3 separate regions of the Mus musculus genome follow, and regions 2 and 3 are each linked to region 1. The links are chromatin contacts, found by Hi-C or POLR2A ChIA-PET in ENCODE. All regions are on one chromosome and are shown on one strand. Each heading gives the region's core, a stretch centred on a gene start or an enhancer-like site at or near the end of the contact. The rest is flanking DNA. Distances are from core to core; before and after follow the strand shown. Region 1 holds the start of Rcor2 (REST corepressor 2). Region 2 holds the start of Cox8a (cytochrome c oxidase subunit 8A). Region 3 overlaps Mark2 (MAP/microtubule affinity regulating kinase 2).

Region 1 (4,948 bases), core at 1,538-4,037:
GACCTGTATAAGGCCAAGCAAGGCCCCATATCCCTCATCAGGAAGAGCACAGGGGATAAATGTGCCTGGCTGTGGGCTTGGGTTTGCTGTGAGGCAGTCTGGGCCCTGGCTCCCATCCCTAAGAGAAGGCAAGGGCGCTGTCGTGTTCGCCTTCCCTCCCCGTGGGCCAAGAGTAGAAGCTCATCCGTCAAAATGGCGGGAGAGCATTCCCGGGAGACCTGAGCTCTAGCCAGGCTTGCAGGTGGCCTCAGGGAGGTGAGCTTCTTGCTGCTTGCTTCTGAGCTTCCTCAGGCTGCATGAGAGGAGGGGCTGGTCTCTGGCTGGCTCTCTCCCTTATCATACCCCAGATCCCTGGCCACATGGCACCTCTGAACCCCACGCCTGAGGGAAGAAGATTCCTGACCTTAGGACTTGGGGAACTAGAGTGGGTGGGACCTGGGGTACAGCCTGGACTGGGTTCTGTGGCATAGCCACACCCCACAGTCCCAGGGCCGCAAGGGAGGGGGAGCTGTCTCTTTAAGAGCCTCCAGGCTGCTAGGAGCAGATGGCCAGACCGGCCGGGGCCCCTTGTCCTTTGTGTGCCTTCTCACAAAAGAGGGGGCCAGCTGGGGAGGGGGCGGCTGCAGCAGGTGGGAGGGGTGGGACCTTGCCTCTCTCCTGCGCCCTTGCAGCTTGAGGGTGAAATACATCACTCGAAACCAGCCACTTCTGCACCCTGTGGCCCCCACAGTTGTCCTTAAACTCTGATGCCCCTCCCGTGTTGTGTCTCTCCTTGGCAGAAGGATCACTATATCAGGGCTCTCAGACAGCCCTCTTACCTCAAAAATAAATAAATAAATAAATAAATCTCCCCACCCTGCCCCCACCCTAGAGCAGGCTCTTCCTTTGGTGTGTGTGGGCGGGGGTGGGGGCCTGGCTCCAGGGCTAAGTGAGAGCAGTATTGGGTCCCAGTGTGTGGGAGAAGTGGCCTCCAGACAGAAGGGAAGCCTGTGGCTTGGGATCCTCTTTAGGCCTTGTGCTGGCACACCTGGGGCAGCCCTGGAGGACGGAAACAAGAACTAAGCTTGATGCTTGAGGTCTTGGGGTCTTGGCCCGGGATCCTAGGTTCTCCTATGGAAGGAGGCAAGTGGAGGAGGGGGGACCCAATAGAAGCCTTGCCTAATGGGTGCCAGAAGCAAGAAAGACGCCATCATAGGAGAGTGTGGTGTGCACAATGGTTGCTAGCTAGGCAAAGGGATAGAAACAGGAGCACCTCACTACAAGGTACAGGTATTGGGGACAGGTCTGGCTCCCTGCCACTCATTTCTAGGGGCCACTGGAAGTCGCTTTGCCTCTTGGTACAGACCCCTTCAGCTCAGATTGCCTCTGGTTCATTTTTTCTTTCTTTCTTTCTTTCTTTGTCCCAGATCTCCCCACCCTGAGGCTTGGTGCCCAGCTCATGATTTAAGGGGAGGAAAAAAGGCCCCATAACCTTGGCCCAAGGTGTGGCGGGCAACGTGGCCGCTGACTGGGTGGCCCTATGTGGCCGGACAGTGCTGAAGTCGGGCGGGGTCGTGTCTGACTCTGCCAGCCGCAGGCAAAGAGCCCCCAGGAACAGGATGCCCCAGCCAGGTCGTGGCCTGACCACAGGACCCAGGCCGGTCGGCCACAGCCAGTGGGTAGGGGCAGGGATCCCCGGTTGGGGCCAGGGCTGCTTCTAAATTTAGGAATCTGATTACAGAGTGGCCAAGGAAGGGAAGGGAGAGGAGGGTGCGCGTGCAGGCTCGGCTCGATCTGGGCATAGCGGGTGTGCCCGGGTAGAGGCGTGTCCAGGAGTCCGGGCTCCCCGTGGGAGGGACAGCGGGCGGGGGCTTCGGCCTGTGTGAGCTGCAGCACGTGCCCCAGGCGGCGGGGACGGGCACAGGCGCAGCTCACAGGCTTCGAGCTGCTGCCGGTGAGTGCGCTGGCTCTTTGTGTGCCTGGCAGGGTGGCTGGGTCTGGCTTTGAAAGTCTCTGCCCACCCCCTCCCCCAACTCCGTCTGTGCCTCCCAACCCGCTTCCCTGTCTGTCACTCTGCCTGTGCCTGTCCGGGGGGAGGGGGGATGCTGCTTCCAGCTGGGGTGACAGTGAACCCAGTGAGGAGCTCGCCCCTTTCAGCCCAGAACTTGCCCTATTACCTTTCATACTCATTCCTCAATCTTTGATACTACTGTTTTGGGTGCAGACTGCAGCAGTTGAAAGACACTAGGGTGACCCCTGGGGACCCACAGACCTAGCAGAAGTCAGGTTCTAGCCCAGTGGCTCTTATAGAAATTCATCTTGCGCCTGTCCGGCCTCCCATCCGCTTTGGCCCCCAAGGGCGCATGAAGGGGGGGATCCCCCTGCGGAAGGGGGGGCAGGGAGTTCCTTGGCAGGAAGGGAAATGGAAGGAAAAGCTGGGCTCCACCCGGGCGGTCGGACAGGCGGCCTCAGGGCCCCCGGGGCAGGCCACAGTAACCAGAGCCCAGTAGTGTGTGGAACCGGTGTGCTTGTGGGTGGGGCTGACCCCGGGCTTCTCCTGGGGGGCACTGGGGTCTACCCAAAAGGGCCAAGTCTGAGAACTCAGAGACACCAAGGGTGCTCCCTGGGGGGGGTACGTGCGCCCCATTCCGGTCCTGACCCCACCCCCTGGAGGTCTAGCCCCGGCCCCAGGCCCCGCCCCCCGGGCCCTCCCTCCCACCCCAGGGCCAGATGTTCAGCTGGCGGAGGCATCGGCTGGGGGAGGGGTGCTGAGGCCGCAGCCGGCACTACTTCCCTGCCAGCAGCTTCATTGTGTGCGCGAGGAGCGAGCGGCGGCGGAGAGCGGGCGAGCGAGCGGCGGTAGCGCGAGCGCGGCGGGGCGAGCGAGCGCGCCGGGGAGGGTGCGAGGCGGCGCCCGCGGCTGCGCTCCGCCCGCCTCCCGGCAACTCTGCTCCAGCGCCGCACGCCGTGCGCGCCGTCCTGCCGCCGGGGCTCCAGCCGGCTGGCGTGGTTGCCGTGGGGTCGGGTCGGGCAGGGTTACCTCCGTTGGGGATCGGGGCATCCTCAGCGCAGCCGAGGGGCGCGGAGTCAGCTGCGGCGGCCACTGCGCGGTAGCCCTTGCTGGCCAAACAGCGTGGGCAGGCGCGCGGCGCGGCTCCGGGGCTCCCCGAGGGCAACGCGCCCCGACTCTCCCCGGGGGAGAACCAGCCCCGAGGGGCGCACGGAGCGAGCGTGCCCCCGGCCGCGCCGTCTCCCCCGTACCCCCACTTCACAAACTTTTCTGCCGTCCTCGCCCGTGGGGGTCGCAGTGAGCGTTAGGGCTGCCCTCCGGGGCCCCGACCTCCCGGACCCTAGCCACGCTGACCTCCTGCCTCTCGTAGCCTCAGTGGCGACCCCTCCAGGCCGGGCCAGGCGCAGCACTCGAGGCAAGCGCGGCAAGCTCCTGCGCTCTCCAAAGGATCCCGTGCCCCTCGGGGCTGCCGGGTAGGGTAATGCCCTCAGTAATGGAGAAGCCCAGTGCGGGCTCCGGGATCTTGTCCCGAAGTCGGGCCAAGACGGCACCCAACGGCGGACAGCCACACTCGGAGGATGACAGCAGCGAGGAGGAGCACTCTCATGGTGAGCCTGGTGGCCTAGGGTTAAAGGCGCGCTGGTCCGGGGAGGGATCATGGAAGGTGGAGGAGGGGGGGGGGAGAGTTGCGAACCACAGATGGTTTCTGCCGCTCCTGGATTGCAACCTCAGCCTTCTCGTGCCTGGTGTTGCCGGCACAGGAAATCTACAGGCTGGGCCCTTGACCACCCACCTCCCCTTTGCCCTCAGTCGTTGAGGGAGCTTAGGATGCCTCTCTTGGATGGATTGGGTCCTCATACCTTGCAGCCTTGCAGGGGACTGAGGTCTGATTGGACCAGGTACTGGGAAGATACCTCTATGCGGAGCTGTGAAGCTCATGTGGTGGGGAGGAGCCCCGAGCTCTCTGCAAGGCTGTGGTCCAGATCTAGGGGCAGCCCTCCAAGCTCCCACCCCCAGTTAGAACAAAGCACTTTGCTCTAGCCTGGGCTTTAAAAGTGTCCTCTTAACCTCCCCTTCCCCCCATGGCCATGACTAGGCAGGGTATGACTCTCCTAGTACCTTCTATCGGAGGGTAGCTGGGGGGCACTATCAAGGAAAAGTGAGTCTCCTGTATGGTGGGGGTCCCTGAGTGGTCAGGAAGGAGAACTCCAGATCAGCTACCTCCCCTCACTATATCCTCCCCCTACTTCCCTGGAGTCTTGACTGCCTCCCCTGGCTCCACAGACAGCATGATCCGAGTTGGAACCAATTACCAAGCAGTAATTCCGGAGTGCAAGCCTGGTGAGTGGCAGGACAGACATGGAGGGAGGGAGGGCGGCAGGGAGGGGTGGAGGCTGATGGCTTGGCCTACAGCCCCACCTGGGAACTCTTGGCTGGCTCCTGCTTGAGGGACAGGCGGTGGGCGGGGTGGGTGGCCCCGTGGCACTGTTACTTTTCCTGCTCTGCCTTCCTGTCTGGGTCTCAGCTCCTCCTTCCCTTCTGGGCCTCACCTCCTCGCTTGACTGTGTTGCTCAGTGGTCTCCTGTTTCTGTGAGTGCCTAATTCTGCTCATCCTTTCAGAGAGCCCTGCACGCTATAGCAACAAGGAGCTGAAGGGAATGCTGGTGTGGTCCCCCAACCACTGTGTATCAGATGCCAAACGTGAGTGCGCTGGGCCCAGGTCACGTTCAGTCTCAGGAACAGGGTTTTAGTTCCTGTCCTCCTAAGGCTAGCTCTTCCTTAGAAGTGAGCTGTTGCCGGGCAGTGGTGGCGCACGCCTTTAATCCCAGCACTTGGGAGGCAGAGGCAGGCGGATTTCTGAGTTCGATCGAGGCCAGCCTGGTCTACAAAGTGAGTTCCAGGACAGCCAGGACTATACAGAGAAACCCTGTCTTGAAAAAACAAAACAAAACAAAAAAC
Region 2 (4,948 bases), core at 1,608-4,107, 51 kb before region 1:
AGCATTCACAAGTGCTCAAAGTAAGAGGCCTTGAATTTGACATGAAGTGGTAGCAGTGCCCAGCGTAAAATGCCATGGTTACTACCACACCTCTACTTGCAAGATACTGCACGTGGACGGACATCCAAGCCAGGAAAGATGCTCGGTAAAGGATTCCAGCTACAAGGCATGGCACACATGCACTTACAGGGAGCCAATAACTTGGCACAGGCAAGGGAACTGGAAGGGATAAGCATCAAGGTAGACTGCTCAATAACAACTGGTGTTTCCCAGACACCCAACAAACCTTAGCACTGGGGCCTGGACCGGCCAGATGTTCCTCCGTGGACCCCAGGCCACCAGCATCCTCGTTTCTGTGTGGAGGCAGAAGCCTGGTGCAGAAGGACATGATGCATTTCTGGAGCAAGGTTTAAATAGACTTTATTGTTACAAAGGGGGACCCCACCAAGCAGAGCCAATACATGTGGTCCCAGTTGTCACCATGGAGACATCGAGAGGTCATGATTGCAGAAGAGGTGACTGGAATTGAATAACATGATCCCGGGGAAGGCCAGCCAGGAATGCAGGCAACATGATCAAGGTGGGCTGGCAAAAGTGGTCTAGTCAAAGGATGAGGGAAGACTGCTCCCTTCACTCCCGCTTCTTGTAGCTCTCCAGGTGTGACAGGACCCAGCCCGCAGGCAGAAGACAACACACGAAGCAGGAAGTGAGCCCAATGGTGATATCCTACACAGAGTACAAGAAAGAAGGATCCCTCAGGGCAAGAATTCTGTAGGCACTCCCAGTTCAGGTAGTCCTTAGGCATGGGAAGTCCCTCAGTGGCAAAGACCAAGGCAGAAAATCCAGCAGACCCACACTAAAGAAAGCAACTTGGGCCTGAGGTTCAATCCCCAGCACAGGAGAGGGGGAGATACAGACACAGAGAGACTCTAAGGATGGAGGGGACACTGGGTCAAGTCCATTTCCAGCCTTGAAATAAAGGTCTTTGGTTTTTAAAAAGATGTATTTATCTGTGGGGGGAAAGGGTGCAGGCAGGAGTCTTACTATGCACCCCACCCAGACCTGGGCTTAAACTTGAGATTCTCCTGTTCCTGATGCCCTGGTCCTGGAAATACACTCAAGTGCCACTATGCTCACTGGTGTGTATGTGTGCTGTTTTCCATGTGGGTGAAGGCCAGAGCTTGATGTCTGGCATCTCATCTAACAGCTCTCCATCTTTTCTTTCTTTCTTTCTTTCTTTCTTTTTTTTTTGGAGACAGGTTTTTTTTTACTAAACCTGAAGTTCACTGTTTTGGCTAGACAAGCTGAACAGTGGAATCCAGGGAGCTCCCTGCCCCTCTCCCCCTACCAGCACTAGGGCTAAAGACTAGCCGGTTACTGGGTAGTCAATGTCAAATCTTCATGCTGGTGAAGCGAATACTTCTTAAATAAACCATTCTCACGTGTCCTTGCTTTCTATACAGTTTCTTCTCTTTTTTTGTTTTTGTTGTTTGTTGTCTACACAGAGACAGGGTTTCTCTGTGTAGCCCTGGCTGTCCTGGAACTCACTCAGTAGACCAGGCTGGCCTTGAACTCAGAGATCCACAGCTTCTATAGCATAAGTGCTGGATTATAGGCGTGTGCCACACTGCCCTGCTGGGGTTTTGTATCTTTTAAAGATGTGTTTTATCTATATTTGTATGATGCATGTGTGTGAGCACAGGTATGTGTTTGCATGCTTACCCAAGGTCAGGACGGGATGTCAGATGCGTTGGAGCTGGAGTTACAAGCTTGTTATATGGGTGCTGGAACCTGAACCAGTCTTCATGAGGCTATGCACCAAACGCCATCTTTCCAGCCCCCAGACTCTTGTTTTTGAGACAGAGTCTCAGTATGTTGCCCAAGCTGGCCTGAATTCCCGAGCTCTGTTTTCATGCCTCAACCTCCCACTAAATGGGCGTAAGAGAGGGCATGGCTTGGTTGTCACTGTTTCTTCAGTGGCAGTGCTTTGGTTCTACCCCTAATTCAATGCCCAGATATCTGGATTCATGACCCATTGTCACTTAAAACAGAAGAGCTCCAAAAAAGGGAGGGATGGGGGGGCCTAGGCTGCGGTGTAGTATTAAGAAAGTGCTTGCCTAACACAAAGTCCCGGGCTTGATCCCCAGCACCACATAAACCACAAGTGATGGCACAGGCCTGTTATCCCAGCACTAAAGAGATTATCGCTTCAAAGTCAAATGTGGTCAGCCTGGGCTACAAGAGACCCTGCCTCATGTTTTTAAACTAATGTTTTAAAAGTAAAAATTGTCCTAGTATCTAAATGCTCCTACATCTCTGGGAATGTAGACCTGGTGAACTCTGCAGCCCTCCTTAATAATAAAATGTAGCAGTAACAACCATGACGTCGCTGCCAGTTACCAGGCATGCCCTCCCCTGCGGTGGGGGGGGGGGGGGAATGGAAGGAGAGACGGGTTTAGAGAGGCCGAACAGAGTAAACAAACTAGCGGGCTGACCTGACATCCAGGAACTTGGGAAAAATACCTAGGGCTTAGGAGCAGCCGAGCGACTGTCTCATCCATGCCTTGAGGACAGGCCTAAGCCAATGTCGCAGGCTACCACAGTTCGCCCACCTCCCCGCTCCCGGTCCGTCCCGCTCACCAGGACCCCGAGCTGCTCCCGCGCCGGCTTCGAGTGGACCTGAGCCCGCGGCACCATGAGCCGCCGGGCCGAGCCGGTCAGGCTCCTCAGCAGCAGTGGCGTCAGGACAGACATGACGGCGCGGAACGACCACGGACGAGGACCAGTCCAAGGTCAGGGAGTCAAGATGGCCGAACCAGCCGGAAGTTCCGGCGCTGAAGTTGCCGGACGCCCGAGCCGGAAGTATTTCGGAAATGACGTCGGGACAAGCCCCCTCGCCCGCCTGGGCTGTTTTTGGCGCGCTCCTCGAAACAACCAACCGACATCATCCTACACAGATGGGAGGAGAAATGAGACACCTTTGCTCCCACCTCCACTTTCTTCGAGAGTGACACGCATAGCCACCCAATCACACAAGCTACAAGTCTATTGACTCCTTGGCTCCTCCCTCCATTCATTTAACTAGGATCCTCTCTCTGCCAGCACTGTACTAGTGACTCCAGCTCGCCACCAGTAAGCCTCTAGTTTTAAAAACATAGTTTTACTTTATGAGTGTTTTGTCAGCATGTTCATCTGTGTATGCAGAACGCAGAGAGGCCAAAAGAGGGTGTTGGATCCTCTGGAACTGGAGTTCAGGCAATAGTGAGTAATCTTGTGGATGCTGGGAACTGAACTGAACTGGACCTCTGCAAGAGCAGCGAGTGCTTCTAAGCGCTGAGCTCTCTCTCCAGCCCCGAGACTCCTGTCATTTACTGTTATCCTCTCAGAAACCCGTTTCCACATAACTGGTAACTGTTCTCAACTTCTGCTTTCCTCCTTTTGTGTGTGTTAGGACAGTTTTGTTTTGTTTTGTTTTGTTCTCTGTTTTTCGAGACAGGGTTTCTCTCTGTAGCCCTGGCTGTCCTGGAACTCACTCTGTAGACTAGGCTGTCCTTGAACTCAGAAATCCGCCTGCCTCTGCCTCCCGAGTGCTGGGATTAAAGGCATGCGCCACCACGCCCGGCCAGTTTTGGTTTTTTAAGGTCTCCAGTAGCCCAGGCTGTCCTAAAACCGTGTAGATGAGAATGACCTTGAACTTTTCTGCTTCTATTCCTATGTTCCATGCCTTGTTGCCTCTCTTCTTTCTCTTCTTTATCCCCTGTCTCCCTTCTGCCTTTATTCTTTCTGTTCCTTTCTCCTCTCTCCTTCCTTCTTGTTTTACTAGACAAATACCTGATCAAGTGGTTCCCCATTGCTTTCTTTAAAAAAATATTTATGTATGTGATTACACTGTGTCTATACAGATGGTTGTGAGTCTTCATGTCACTGTTGGGATCTGAATTTTTAAGACCTCTGCTTGCTCCGGTCAGCTCTGCTCGCTCCTGTAAACTCAGTCCCTGCTTGCTCTGGCACAAAGATTTATTTATTATTAATACATAAGTACACTGTAGCTGACTTCAGATGCACCAGAAGAGGGCCTCCAATGGGATTTGAACTCAGGACCTTCGGAAGAGCAGTAAGTGCTCTTATCCACTGAGCCATCTTGCCAGCCCTCCCCATTGCTTTCTAGACAAGGCCCGGATCTTGGATATTGCCCTTCTGTCTGACTTCTCAATATCGCTTGTTTTTTGTCCTTGCTCCTAGGTCTCTTCTCCACCCTTCCAGATTTTGGACTTTTTACTCTTTACATTCTACCTAGAACACCTTTTCTTTCTTTTTTAAAAAGATTTATTGGGGCTGGTGAGATGGCTCAGTGGGTAAGAGCACCCAACTGCTCTTCCGAAGGTCCGGAGTTCAAATCCCAGCAACCACGTGGTGGCTCACAACCATCTGTAACGAGATCTGACTCCCTCTTCTGGAGTGTCTGAGTTTGAGGCCAGCCTGGTAAATCTTCTTTTTTTAAAGTTTTTTTTTTTTTTTTTTTTTTAAGATTTATTTATTTATTATATGTAAGTACATTGTAGCTGTCTTCAGACACTCCAGAAGAGGGAGTCAGATCTCCTTACGGGTGGTTGTGAGCCACCATGTGGTTGCTGGGATTTGAACTCTGGACCTTCGGAAGAGCAGTCGGGTGCTCTTACCCACTGAGCCATCTCACCAGCCCAGTTTTTTTTTTTTTTTTTTTTTTTTTTAAGATTTATATATTTATTATATAAGTACACTGTAGCTGTCTTCAGACACTCCAGAAGAGGGAGTCAGATCTTGTTACAGATGGTTGTGAGCCACCATGTGGTTGCTGGGATTTGAACTTCAGACCTTTGGAAGAGCAGTTGGGTGCTCTTACCCACTGAGCCATCTCACCAGCCCCTCAAATAGCAAGTTCTAAACCAGCCAGGGCTACATAGTAAGA
Region 3 (4,948 bases), core at 1,109-3,608, 36 kb after region 1:
GCTCTTGCCCATCAGTCACTAATAGAAACTGGAGATCATAGACAGCTAGGGATCAGCAAGGTGGCATATCTCATCTGCTTACTTCTTGGCTCCCTGTTTCCTCAAAGGGGGAATCTCCTGCCTCTCGTGGCAATCAGGCCTCCCACTTTAGACAGCTCTTCTCTCTGCCTTCCTACATTCAGTCCCTCCTGGTTTGCTAGGAAAACAGCATGTGTTGCAGAGAATGAAATTCAATGTGAACTATTTCAAAAAGCTCCTGATCAGAGAAGTGACAATTACTGCATAAAGACTGCAGGAGACATTCGTATCTGCTACATTTACTGCTTGAACTGGGGCTCTGGTTGGTTACAGGCCCTGTCAACCTTAGGATACTCCCAAATTGCTCTGTCCCACTACACAGAGCTGCGTTCCCACCCTGCCCCTCCCAGAATGCCTCCTGCTACAGTGAGGCAGCATGAACTAAACACAGCAGCGATGGCGGCGGGGAGCTCAGTGACTCACCCAGCACACCATCTCCTCCCAGGATCTCCCGGCTCCTCCTGGGGCTTTGCCAAAGCAAAGCAACAAAGAAGCATGAGATTTTTAAGAAATAAAAATAAAAAATAAAAACCAAAAAACTACCTCAGCATTTATGCAACTGATATGGACTTAACCCTTTGCTCTGACTTGCCTAATGTGGCATCCTTATGGAGGTTGCCTAGGAGTTCAGCCAGCCCCAGGCCAGGAAGCAGGCTTCCAGGTCTTACCCAATTCCAGAAGCTGCTGGAAAGTGCTGAACAAAAGTCATGTCTCTTTTCCACTTCACCTTTTCCTACAAGAATAAAAACTACTGCCTCCTATCCTTCAAGTTCACAGAGGGAGCTGAAGAAGCAAGACAGAGGAAAACCACCAGGCCCGTTCACTGCCCTACAAGTTACTGTGGCCAGAGGTCAGCCAGAGGAGGAGGTTTCAGAAACCACCCAGGGCTGTTACTAATCTGGCCTCACAACTGCCTCCATCAGACCAGACTTTCCACAGTGTGACTACTCCCTTGAAGTGACTGTTAAACATTTAACCAGTTGCTCTGTCCAGAAACCAGGCTCACTTGCCCTAATAGGCAGAGGTGCTACATGCCCATCTTCTGTAGACAGCCAACTAGAATGGGAGAAAACCTGAGCCATGGAAGGGGGGGGGGGTCTGTCAGACCACAGAGTAAATCCACTGCATTGGCTATCCTGGGCACACCTGCTACTCAGGACCATCACAGTCCAGTACAGCTTTCAGCAAGCACCCTGTGAAAAAGAGGGGGTGTCCTTTCATTTTTATTGTTTGGCATCTGGGACTTTATATGTATGCTAGCTTCTGGGACTAACTAAAGAAAACACTCAGGCAGGCATAATGGGCTACAGTGCGTTCCTCCAAAAATTCCCCACTCATCCTAAGTTCCCTTCTAGGAGCTGGGGTGGGGTTTGGGATGAGCTCAGTGGTGTACTGGTTCTACCATGAGCCTAATGATGGGCCCCTGTCCAGCAGTGCTAAAGTTCCCTCTGAGAAACCCTTACCAACAGTAGCTATTCTCTTAGGACCCCACTGATGGGCCACTGCTCTCTGGGTACCATACACACAGTACCTTAATCTTCTAAATCTTGGTGACAGTGTGACACAGAGGACTTGAATAAGGATCCTTCAAAACCTCCTGGCATGGCTGGGGCTTGCAGTGAAATAGGAGAGACTGACTGAAGAGACAGGAACCCAAATAGAAACCAGCATTTTTAATGTCTGCTGCCTCACAGAAGAGAAGAGCTATTGCAAGAGGAACAGGGAAGAAAATGTCCAACTAGAGGGAGGGAAGTGAGCCTCTGACAGTGTCTTGATACATTTGGGGCCAATATAAGAATAGCTGGCTTCCCTATAGCATAATCAAAGCAAGGGGGATGTGTCTATCTGCCATCCTGGACTGAAGGTAAACATTGCTGTACCCTAAGTAGCCACAGTTAAAACAGGTATCTTAGGCAGGCTGGTTGTCAGCAGTTAGGTGAAGACTGGAAAGTTGAAGCCTCCCAGTAAGACTCAGGCCCTCAGCTTCTCACTCTAGACCTAGAGTCAGAGGGGTGGGCAACTATTCAATTACTGACAGTAATGGCCATTTTGTTTCTAGAGAGGCCCTAGCTGCAAGTACTTTCAGCCAGGGGTTACAGTGTACAATACAGATCACAGTCATCTTTTACTACGTGTGTCTTTTCAGAGTCCCAGGAAGACAATATGACTATTTCAGCTTCCAAGAGAAGTGAATGATGCAGGGAAGAGCCAATTCAGCCAGGTGGCAGCAATCTGGCTCTGGGCTTCCTGGCCTCTGACAGGGACGTGCAGGACGACCCTTGGAGAGAAATGGGTCACTTCTGCGTCTTGTTAGATGGACCGTTACACAGACTGAGAGGACGCTGATTGCTGAAGGAGGCAGCCAGCCAAGTCTGTAGCTACCCACCTCTGAATTTATTGAAGACAGGGAAGAAAAGAACCCCAAGAGAGGAATGTGAATGCCATATTCTAAAAGGAAGTTCTAATTGGCAATGAGCATGGAAAACTTACCTGGAATTACAATCAAGCTGGGCACAAGAGTACTACTGTCCCGTCCTATTCCTCTACCTAGTCCATGCTACTCATCAAAGACAAAGAGTCTGGCAGGAATAAAGAAGCTGCTAAACACAAGTCTTAATAAACGGTAAAATCAGCAGTGGTGGCGCACACCTTTAATCCTAGTACTTGGGAGGCAGAGGCAGGCGGATTTCTGAGTTTGAGGCAAGCCTGGTCTACACAGTGAGCTCCAGGACAGCCAGGGCTACACAGAGACCCTTATCTCAAAAAACCAAAGAAGAAAAGAAGAAGAAAAGAAAGAAAGAAGAAAGAAAGAAAGAAAGAGAGAGAGAGAGAGAGAGAGAGAGAGAGAGAGAGAGCGCGAGCGAGCGCAGCCGGGCATGGTGGTGCATGCCTTTAATCCCAGCACTTAGGAGGCAGAGGCAGGCGGATTTCTGAGTTCGAGGCCAGCCTGGTCTACAAAGTGAGTTCTAGGACAGCCAGGGCTACACAGAGAAACCCTGTCTCGAAAAAATAAAAAAAGAAAGAAAGAAAGAAAGAAAGAAAGAAAGAAAGAGAGAGAGAGAGAGGGAGAGAAGGGAGGGAGAGGGAGAGAGAGAGAGAGAGAGAGAGAGAGAGAGAAATAAATCAGAAGTTACCAAATATCCAACTCCACTCCAAGCTCTCTGACTAATCCTGGCCTGTGCTAAATGCTCAAGTACACTAGCTGACACTACCATAATTCCACGCTTCCTAACATCCTCTGTGTTGCCAGAAGTCACAGCCTGAACTTCTTTACCCAATAACTACCACAGATAAAGAAAGCTCTGTAGTCAGAGGCCAAGTTCTGGTCATCTCATACAACTCAGACAGGGATTTGGGTTTCTTAAAGAGCCAGAGACGGCTCCCAGTAGCTCAACTGTTTTCTCCTTTCCATAAAAGGCCATTCCATGCTCCCCTGACAAAAAGCACTTTAAACAAAAACATCCCACCCTACAAAAACCCAGACTGCACCACAGCTCCTCAGGCACAGTGCTGCCAGCCTGCCAGCCCTTTATAGATATATGGGTCTGGAAGCTCTGCACATGAATAGTCCTAGCAGAAAACAGGACTAAGGCCAGGCGTGGTGGTGCACGCCTGTAATCCCAGCACTCGGGAGGCAGAGGCAGGCGGATTTCTGAGTTCGAGGCCAGCCTGGTCTATAGAGTGAGTTCCAGGACAGCCAGGACTACACAGAGAAACCCTGTCTCGAAAAACCAAAAAAAAAAAAAAAAAAAAAAAAAAGAAAGAAAAAGAAAACAGGACTAGTGTTTCAGACACAAGTGCACACACACACTGCTGCATGGGTATACTCCAATACTTACCAAAAGCTCAGGCTGCCCTTCAGCCTTGAAGAGGAGAACTTGTGTGTATGTGCATGTGTGATAGTGAATGCTCAGCTCAGCTACACTTTCAGTTCCTGACTGCCCCTTCCAAAGGGACAGGCTCCTATCACCGCCTGCCCACCACTAACAGGATATCTATTTAGGAAGATAAGATTCAGAGGTATTAGTATTGCTCTCCTGTGAGCTACCAACATCTGTCGCAGACAGTTCCCTAAAACAGCTGCATGTCATGCCTGGATCCCTATAGACAAGATGTGAGAACAGAATATAAGAAATGCTAAAAGAAGGAATGCTGAGGTAAGAAGAGCAGAGCAGAAGGAAACTCCTCCCAGGCGAAGCCATGCAATGTGGACACTGACACTTCCCACCTGACCTTACCAAGGAATCCCACGGACATTCCTTGGCAGATCCACGTTCCCTCCTGGAATCTCCCCTCTTTTACCTGGACGGCTTCACGAGGTCACATGACTGTGGCATCTAATGCTGATGCTGGTTTCCCCACAAAGAGATAGCCAAGGTCATGTGAGCTGGGCAGACACGTTCTACTGCACTTGTTTATAAGCAAAAGGATTAAAACAACCTGCGGGGAAGAGGAGGGGAGAGGAGCAGAGGGGCAAACCTTGGACATGGGGCAAGCACTGAGAGCACAGTACAGAAGGCTCCTGCCAAGAAACCATTTGCTCAAATATAAAAAAGAAATCTCTAACCAAATGCCAAACCAGCTACCTACACCAAACACTACTCAGCCCTTCAGTGACTGTGAGGCACTGTTTAACTCTGCCCCCAGCTCTGTACATGAAATGTTAGTTTGGTTTATTTGGGGTGAGATGGAAGGCTAAGCATATGAGTGACAGAAAGCTTCTAAAAAGTCCCAAGTTGTTCAGGTGTGGTGGTAGTGCTCACCTGTAATCTTAAATCCCAGAACTTAAGAAGTAAAGGCAAGTGGATCCCCGAGTTTAAGGCCGGCCTGGTCTAGTTCTAGGTAGCCAGGTCTATGTAGTGAGACCCTG

Evidence for each region. A loop is a pair of places that touch in the nucleus more often than their neighbours do. ChIA-PET counts read pairs that join two places held with the same protein, here RNA polymerase II (POLR2A).
Region 2: POLR2A ChIA-PET joins it to region 1 with 31 read pairs in embryonic stem cell. The contact joins the promoter of Cox8a here to the promoter of Rcor2 in region 1. A Hi-C loop is called at or near these places in 1 of 37 maps with a recorded cell type or tissue (v-Abl transformed pro-B cells). POLR2A ChIA-PET finds 5 or more read pairs at or near these places in 4 of 5 experiments (Patski and embryonic stem cell).
Region 3: POLR2A ChIA-PET joins it to region 1 with 24 read pairs in Patski. The contact joins the enhancer-like site here to the promoter of Rcor2 in region 1. POLR2A ChIA-PET finds 5 or more read pairs at or near these places in 4 of 5 experiments (Patski and embryonic stem cell).

What each region holds. Positions count from the first base shown.
Region 1 is chr19:7,265,492-7,270,439 of GRCm38, forward strand. It overlaps Rcor2 (REST corepressor 2), which reads left to right and starts at 2,788. Exons shown (of 12, transcript NM_001320554.1): 1 at 2,788-3,597; 2 at 4,274-4,330; 3 at 4,610-4,690. The coding sequence starts at 3,471.
Region 2 is chr19:7,214,759-7,219,706 of GRCm38, forward strand. Cox8a (cytochrome c oxidase subunit 8A) reads right to left here and starts at 2,858. Exons shown (of 2, transcript NM_007750.2): 1 at 2,641-2,858; 2 at 400-726. The coding sequence starts at 2,754. The coding sequence ends at 631.
Region 3 is chr19:7,301,651-7,306,598 of GRCm38, forward strand. All of the region lies in intron 1 of Mark2 (MAP/microtubule affinity regulating kinase 2), which reads right to left. It overlaps Gm17227 (predicted gene 17227), which reads left to right. Exons shown (of 2, transcript NR_167892.1): 2 at 2,225-2,713. Among named protein-coding and RNA genes, the nearest start is that of Gm17227, 6.4 kb to the left of the region's middle. Within about 2 kb of position 2,359, at least 1 of the 3 ENCODE cell types and tissues checked has a DNase peak (open chromatin) inside an H3K27ac peak, as active enhancers do.